Regions from separate parts of the Homo sapiens genome. Here region 2 is linked to region 1. A link is a loop called in an ENCODE intact Hi-C map of the cell type or tissue named here. Cell type or tissue: tibial artery. All regions are shown on one strand. Each heading gives the region's core, and the rest is flanking DNA. Links, peaks and the distances in the headings are about the cores only. Region 1 has its middle 81 kb from the start of LINC02535. Region 2 overlaps LOC107986620 (a long non-coding RNA gene).

Region 1 (4,404 bases), core at 98-4,097:
TTAATGTTAACAGAAAAACCAAACTACCTTGGTGGAATTGGGTGCCAGGAGGCATTAAATAAATGGATTCAAGTAAGTACATTTGCAATACCCTAGAATGGTACATTCTCTCAGGTCCTTTGCTTTGGGTTTTTCAGAGAGATTCAGAATACGTTTCTACGTTTATTTAAAGTAGAATGTTAAGGCCAAGATGAAGAGAATCAATTCTAATCAGCTTTTGAAGTAGAAACAGGACAGGATCAATCTTGCAGCACTCAACAGACTATCTCCCATTTGGAACTAAAGATGCAGAACATAAAACATTCCATTAGATCCCTATTTTATTTCATTTGTGGCCACATGAGTCTGTCTAATCCTGACCACAGAATCAGAATGTTGAAAAGACTTTGAAGGTTCATCGAATCCACACCCACGCCTATGGGAAGATCTCCCACTAACCCTCCAGACACATGGGGACTTACCCTGTTTCTAAAGACCTCCACGAAGTCCTACAAAAAGTGTTAAAACACCAGCTCTCCTGCCAGTGGTCTGCTGGGATTGTTGAATTTGCGTCGGCCCCACCTCCATTAATCAATCCCACTCCAGCTCCTCAGAATCATCCCCTTTTCTCTACTCTTTAATACTCAACATCTGCCCACAGCTCACATGTGTTGCATTGCCAAGTTCTGGCCCCTAAGCCAGCTGAGGCCTGTTCTAGTCTATTGAAGCCAAGGCACAGGTGTGGCTGTCAGGCAGCCCAAGCCCCTCCTGTTGTTCCCCATGCAACCATTGGCAGTGCTTCAGCTGCTGAGCAGCTAGTGAGAGGAAAGGCAAATTCCTAAACACTCAGGAGTTTTGGAGTGTTTCATTCTTTGCAAGGAAAAAAGATTCATAGATCTTTTATTAGGGAGGCTGCAAGTGATGCTTGATATAAAATATTTGCCTTTTGTTTAACATAGTAAATTGATCATTATTTGGCTACCCCAACTCAAACTTCTGATCAAGCCTCAAAATTTGCAGCACCAACCTCTACCAGAATTCCTACTCTGTTGGCTTAAAATAGCAGAGGAGTAAACTTTTTTCCTTCATTAATATGAAAGAATTTGAAGCATTAGAAATAGCCCTGCACTAAAGAAACAGGTACTAAGAATGATGTTTCCCAGGAAATGCGTGTGGCCAGAAACCTAAGTCAGGAATGAAGAATCCTCAATGAGCATTGGAGAGGACTGTCTACTTTCCTTGACTCTCATATCATTCCTGGCTCCAGACTGGCTCCTGGAAAACGCTTTTTCTCCATTTCCCAGACAATGTCTTGTGCACTCCCCCATTGCCTGAGAGAGACTTAGGGAGGGTTATCTGTAGTACCAATCAAGGCAGCTTGGATGCTCCCCTCCAGCCTTCAGCAGACAGACCCTCCTGGAGATGTGGGAAGGGCCATCACCCCACTGTAAGGAGCTGAGGCCCTGTTGATCAGCTTTTTCAGTTTCAGCAACAGAAGCAGACAGGCCTTGAGCTGTATGGAGTGGAGCCTGCAGTTACTGGTGTGACCATCCACTGCAGTCAGAGGCAAAACCCTGAGAGAAGCCCAAAATCCAGCTGAAGAATGGGAATGCACAGGGTCATACTCCTCAGGTGGTGCCAATTTTCAAAACCCCAGACCCCTCAAATCAAGGACTGTATCCCAGAGAACTGGATAAACCAGCTATGTCCCTACAGATAAAGACACATGCTACCCTTTAACTTCCTGCTGGCTAAATGCTTTCTCTGAAGGCCTCGCCTGAGCTAAAATCAGATTTTCACATTTAGTATAATAATTCTCAAAAGCCCCACCCCCCGATCATAATCATCTTTTGACCTCCCTTCTCAGTGTTTCTACATTCACTGAGAAGTCTTAGCCAAGCTCCTACGACTCCTAATAGCTCAGATGACCCTAAACAGATGCATGCATTTGGATCATGTTAAGTTCATGTTCCAGCACTCCTGTCAGCCTTTCTTTCAGAAAGGTGATTTTTTCTCAGACTCAGGACAATTTTATATGGTAAACAGATTGCTTAAACAAACAAGCTTTGTTAACTTTTAAAGAAAGCACATAAATTATACCATCATAAAGCTTTCCCTTTTCAGGTTTGTAACTGGAGTGTCATAAACATCAGACTTGATGATCTTTGGTCCACATTTCAGATGTCTCTATCTTCAGGTGAGCCCCAAATGATTCTTACAAAGGGTAGCAGCGCCCTCTACTGGTTGGCTTTGCAGGCTAAGCTTTTACAAGGTGGAAGTCTGAGTATGAATCCCTTTGATGCTGAAATCCCTTGTAGTTAAGAAGGGAAATGAGGTTTTGAATGCGACGTTCTTCATTTCCTCAGCAACGCACATTGCAGCAAGGAGAGTCTCACATTTCTTCCATTATTATTTCTAGCATTTAATATAGCCAGCCACATTAGAACTGATGACACCTCGACAGCATTTTTCCCCATTACTAACGGTGTGAGGCAAATCGATGAGGGGTGGGGGGTTCCATTCTTCCCACCCTTTTTAGTACTCCGCCCCGCCCAAATAATAGAGCAGCACCACTGGCCATCTCTGAGATGTTCCCTTAAGAGCCACAGGAGGACAAACACAACCCACATGAGATGATAAGCCTGATTCTGTGCCACCTGGACTGGAAATCGACTAAGAGCTTGAGTGTACAATAAGACTCTCACAACCATCCACACACAGCATAGAATTTCAATCTTGATCTGAAAGCAGCTGTCAAGCTCAACCACCTCAACCACTTACTTCCAAAGGAATCTCTATGAATTCAGGAAACCAGGAGACCCTTTAGGTGGCTGGGGTACATTCAACAAAAAATATTTCACTATATTCAACAAATATTTAGTAAGCACTTACACTGTTCTGGTGCTGTGTAGGCACCAAGGAAACAGTGTTAAGAAAAAGCAACACCTGCTCTTAGTGGAACTTGTTGTCTAAGTGAGAAGACAAATAATCCCCAAAATTAATTACAAACAAGGACAAAAGACATGAAGGAAAGGTACACGATGTCATGTGGATATATAGTCTAGGGGAGTGGAGGGAGTTTCCCTGAGGAACTAACATTATCACTGAGAGCAAAAGGGCAAATAGTAGTTACTGAGGGTGGGAGTGGGCATGGGTTCCAGGCAGAGAGATAAGCATGTGAAAGACAGCTGCCAGGCAGGGAGGGGCAAGATCCTGGATGTGACCCTTGCCATAGGCATCCATGTCTTTATGACATTATTTCTATAAAATTGACTAAATAAATAAATACAAATAAATCCTTCCCAGCAATTGACCAAATTCCTCCAGTAAACCGAGTTGTCAATTTCTGTGCTGGGAAATGAGAGGAGTGGCCAAGTCTTCTACAAAGTGGGCATTTTTCTGGTTTTCGTCCACCTGCTGGAAGTTATGGATTCCAGTGAGCTCTTTGCTTCATCTTTGCATCATTTTAGCATGTTGCACCATGTACCCAATGCCAGAGCCTTCTTTTATATGGGCAGTATCTACTTACCTATATCTCTTCTGGTACTTAACAGACACCAGGCATTTTTCTTGTGCTTGATAGTGACTCTACATTAAACATTCCTAGAATTTTATCCCAGAATTCTTGGACAATGCCTCAGCAAGGTGATCTGCAACATTATTTTACTTATTTATTTCTGCTATTTTAACAAATGGTTATTTAGAGCTCACTACATGCCAGGCAAATTCTAACTGCTTAACAAATAGTAACTCATTTCATCTTAATGATAATCTTATGAGGTGGTTACTAATATTATCCCCATGTTGCAAATGAAGAAATTGAGGCACTAAGAGGATACGAAACTTTCCTGAGGTCACTCAGCTACAAGTGACCAAGCCACAGTTTGAGCCCAGTCAGTCCCCAGAAATAAAGCTGGAAAGCATTGCTCCACGCAGCTTCCTCTTAGCAAAATTAAAGAGGTACTCAACCAATAACGCTTTTTTATCTAGTTTAACATATGTCCCAGATGGGTAGAATCCTGTCAATTCTACCATTTGACAGCATTCTCCAATCCTACTTCTCATCCGGCTCTCTTTGGCTTCTGTACAAGCGCTGCCCCTTCATCCCCTCTCTCGGTATGGCAGCACCCACCACATGGAGCTGCTCTCGAGGCTCCAGATCTCCTCCCCTTTTTACCTCCATCCCACACCACGTCACAGCACTCTAGAAAAAAATGGTCTCTTCTATTTTTAAACTTCACTATCCCACCACTGCCTAAATATTGCAATTAACCCTCATACCGGGTCCTCCATGACCTTGTCCCAGTTCACCTTTGTAATCTCATTTCCAAAAGCTCCTTACCCCCAGCCCAAACTTGCCCCTCCAGCAAACCTGGCCCACTTGCCTTCTTGGCATGGCTCCATACCCTTTCATGGTGAGAGGTG
Region 2 (4,404 bases), core at 315-4,314, 910 kb before region 1:
GGAGAAGGAGGGGCAGTGTGCAAAGAAGAGAGTTAAGTTTTTGCTCTGAAATTGCACACACTATACATGCATAAATTGTATGTACATTTATCAATCTTATTTTTTTATTTCAGAGCAATTTTAAAACAATTGTGTGAATATTAGTTAAAGTAAAGCACTAAAGCAAGACTAAGCCTGCCTATTGCAAAAGCCTGGAAATTCAATACAAATTTTATAAAATTAGTTTCTATTCTGATCGTTTCTGGACATAGAATCTTTTAAAGAGATTGTGAAATCGCAGAGACTGCTATGAACTGGGAATATTTTTGACATTCAGATGATATTCCCTGAAAACTCTTGATTCTACCCACAGCAAGCAAGGCAAAGTGCTTCCTAAAATGACTAAAAAAGATCCCCAGTCTAGCTGCCTTGCTCAAATCTAAGCATTACAGGCACAAAACTGAAATGCTGAGTACTTGAAAGCATCTGTGGTGTCTTACTCCTGATTAATTGTAGATATCCCTATGTGAAAACAATTAATAAAAGGCTGAAAAAGATTGGTGATTCTCAACATTTAAGGACCGCTATATGAGTTTTTTTCAACCATGGTTAATGCTTTAGTCCCAACACCTTTAATAAAAGCAAGGTGACAGACTATGAAAACATTTACTTCAGATCTACAAGCAAATCTGATACTATTGTTGAAAGATGCTTCAGGGCACGTGTACACATGTTCCACAGGAGCAAGGGCTGTGGAGGAGGTGGAGGTGTGGTGTGCGGTGCTCTGCCTCCTGCATGGGGAACGGTGTGATTCCCCAGAATAACTGCAGGGCTTTGATATTTTAAACCTGCTAAAAGAAAAAAAAGCTGGAGGACTAATCCTATGCACATCGCAGGGGAGAGAGTATTATCGAAAGGCAAATGTATTTTCTCATAAAAGTTAGATTTTTTTCTGATTTTAAGTAAACTGTGGTTTCATAAACCCATGTTAGTGCTATATGAAGGAGGTTTACATATGGCCATGCAATTATTTCACACTGAAAGTCACAACTCATGCTTCATCCACCATCAAACCCAAACCCTGAAAATGCAAACAGGCAATTTCACAGCTAGCTTAAACATTGATTGTTAAATAGCATCACATTTTCAGATTTCCAAACAGTGTATTTCATAAAACAACAAGAAGTAATTTTGTAACTCCCTGGATAGAAATCAGGGAACAATAAAACTTAAATCATTTCAGGGACCTGAGAGATTTCTGTTTAGCAAAGCCAGTGTTATCTAAGAAAAGAATTGGTTCTGATCCATGTCTACCATGTTCTTCCTAGTTTTTTTTGGCTAACATGAGATAAAAATTAGGGCATATTTATTTTGTAATGCCGTGATCAGTATTTATTTTTGAACGTGTTCTTTTTTATTTTCTACCATGTTGTGATGGCTCTCTGAAAAAGTCCCAGTATGTAATAAGGGTTTAAAATACTGTAACCCTGGGATTTCAGAATACCAAATATTTGAATATGTCCCAAAGCATGATTACTTTAGAGAGAGAATTGAGGTCTGATATTGCACAAGCAAAAATAAAATGATTGCATGGGGGAAAATACTATGTTGCTTGGGAAAGTGATCAGGGTTCCTATTTTGGGGCATCACATAGCATTTGTTCTCACATGACAGAAAAATTATTTTTCTTATAACATTATTCAAGTTGTATAATATAGGCTATATTTGAAAAATAAATGAATTTTATGCAAATGAAATATTTGAAACAGAAATAAACAGTTCTTTTTTATTTTTTAAACTTTAAATAGTTAAAATGTGGTAGATTATTTCTGATTTAAAGTCTAAATAGATGCTCTCAAAATGTCATAAACAAATGTGAACTACTATGTGTTCATAAATCTAATTTCCATTCCTTCCTTATGAGATGCTATTAAACACTATTTAATAGCATACTATGTAATTCTAATGGGAGATTGGATCTCCACTATTTAGATGTTGTGTCCAATTAAAACCATTTAAATTTAAAGCAATAGTATATTAAGAAAATTCCACTTTAGTAATAAAATTATGTTATCTTCTCTTGTCAACCAAATTCTATGAACATTTTCTCGAAATTGTAATAAATACTTAGTTTTCTATAAAATCATATATTGTCTATGTTGCAATGTACAGTTATGGTAGGTGCTATTAAAGAAAAGCTGTTGCTTCATTATAATTATTCTCTAATTTGAGCATTATTTAAAAAATCTGTGAGTGTGTCTGAACATGTGTGTACGAAACCATATTGTTTTCTATATGTAAGAAAAAAGCATTCCATTGAATTTATTAAGAAATAAAACATATCCGTTGACTTTAAGTTCAAACTAGATGACAATGACTAGGGGTATTGGAAGAAAAAAAAACTAATAAAAATAAATTTCTTACACAAACCCCCAGAATTATGACATTCCTTTTTGAACAAGTTTATTTGTATTGTTAGTCATATTAAGGCGATTGCATGAATCTCTGTAGAGATCAAAGCCTTATGACAACTTAATGACTCTGCAGATTGCAATGTGTTCCTTACCATTTTAACATCCAGTTCTAAATTTAAAAAAGAATTTGATTTCTCCACCCTCCATAGCTGTTTTTTTTTTTTTTTTTAGATGGAGTCTCACTGTCGTCCAGGCTGGAGTACAGTGGCAGGATCTTGGCTCATGCAACCTGTGCCTCCTTGATTCAAGCGATTCTCCTGCCTCAGCCTCCCAAGTAGCTGGGATTACAGGTGCCTGCCACCACACCCAGCTAATTTTTGTATTTTTAGTAGAGACAGGGTTTCGCCATGTTGGCCAGGCTGATCTCGAACTCGTGCCCTCAAGTGATCCACCCACCTTGGCCTCCCAAAGTGCTGGGACTACAGGCATAAGCCACCGTGCCCGGCCCACCGTCCATAGTTTTTTAAATCACAGAGCCTATATGGCTTTCAGCAGTAACCATGGCAGACACACTCACAATGTACATCTGTAGAGAGCTTTATTGTTTTCGAAGCATTTTCACACACATAACCTTGAGAGGTAGACAGTTTTCACGGCTATTTTATAGATAAGGAAGCTGAGATACAGAAAGTCGAGTGGTAGATCCCAAATATTAGAAGGTGAGCTAGAAGTACAATTCAAGTTTTGAATTGTACTTGAATTGAGACATCAAGCCCAGATCTAGTAATTTTAGAGACCACTAAACAAGCACAGATGTGACAGTTTCCTAAGGCTTGGGGAATCTTCATAACAGCAACAGTGTATGAATTTTAACATCCTTCTTCTAGGTATCTAATTCCAACTGTATACTTGAATGTGTATGAACAGAGAACCATTCACACAAACCGCATTTAAAAATTATTTTAAAGATGAAGCATATTGGCCTTAAGATTGAGATGGGGGACTCGAACCAGGATGTGTTTAGACTTATTGGATCCAAGTCAAGGTGGCCAGTTAACATTCTGGAAGCTTCACGTTCTCAGTTTTATGCCACTCAGCATGGCTCTGGTCAAGCCAGTTGTACCACGACTAGCTCTGCCTCTGGAACAAGCTGTTCAATCTCTCTTAGCCTTAGCTTCCTCATCTCTAAAATGGGGATAATAATACCTCCCTCATAGGGATTTTTGTGAAGATTAAATGTGATAATACGAATAAAGCCATTGAACAATGTATTAGATTTTTAGGGCTGCCATAACATTATCTCAAACTGAGTGACTTAAAACAACATAAATTTATTCTCTCACCATTCTGAGGCCAAGTCCAAAACGAAGATATGTATGGGCTGCACTCCCTCCAGAGGCTCTCAGGGAGAGCCTTTCTTTGCCTCCTCCAGCGTTTGCTGGTTTCAGGTGTCCCTTGGTTTGTGACTGATTAATGCCAATCTCTGTCTCTTGAAATGGCCTTCTCCTCAGTCTCCATCCCAAATCTCCCTCTATCTTCCACTTTTAAGGACACTTGTCTTTGAATTTAGGACCCTCGCGAAAGTTTAGGATCATCTCATCTTGAGATCCATAATTCAATCACACCTACAAAACTCTTTTTTTTTTTCCCAAATAAGGTCATATTCACAGGTTCTGAGGAGTAAGACATAAACATATCTTTTTTGGGGGAGGGGGTTGTCACAATTTAACCCAGAGCCTGGGAACAAACCCCTGCACCTTCTACCTCTATTGTCCTTGATTCAGACCATAAAATGTGGTCAATTTTGCAGTGATTAGCTCAGCAGTTCCCAATCCTGACTGTACATTAGGATCACCTGGGGTGTCTTTGAACCTCTCAGTACCCACCTGGGCTGCATTATAGACCAATTAGATCAGAATCTCTGAGAGTGGAACACAAAAATTGGTATGTTTTAAAGTTCCCCAGGTGATTCCAATGCACAGTCAAGGTTAGGAACTGTGGTACAAGGGCT

What was found. A loop is a pair of places that touch in the nucleus more often than their neighbours do. Peaks named below come from ENCODE experiments on the same cell type or tissue, not always from the same donor. Only the 100,000 strongest peaks of a DNase experiment are listed, where the experiment ranks them.
Region 2: a loop joins it to region 1, with 7 times the contacts of the local background. A loop is called at or near these places in 25 of 110 quality-filtered maps.

The regions. Positions count from the first base shown.
Region 1 is chr6:85,321,403-85,325,806 of GRCh38, forward strand. No RefSeq gene overlaps it. Among named protein-coding and RNA genes, the nearest start is that of LINC02535, 81 kb to the right of the region's middle. In tibial artery, for the core only: a CTCF peak has its summit at 2,217 (motif pointing left); a DNase peak (open chromatin) is centred at 2,229.
Region 2 is chr6:84,414,969-84,419,372 of GRCh38, forward strand. All of the region lies in intron 1 of LOC107986620 (a long non-coding RNA gene), which reads left to right. Among named protein-coding and RNA genes, the nearest start is that of LINC01611, 58 kb to the right of the region's middle. In tibial artery, for the core only: no CTCF peak of the experiment used is centred there; no DNase peak of the experiment used is centred there; H3K27ac peaks cover 1,739 bases.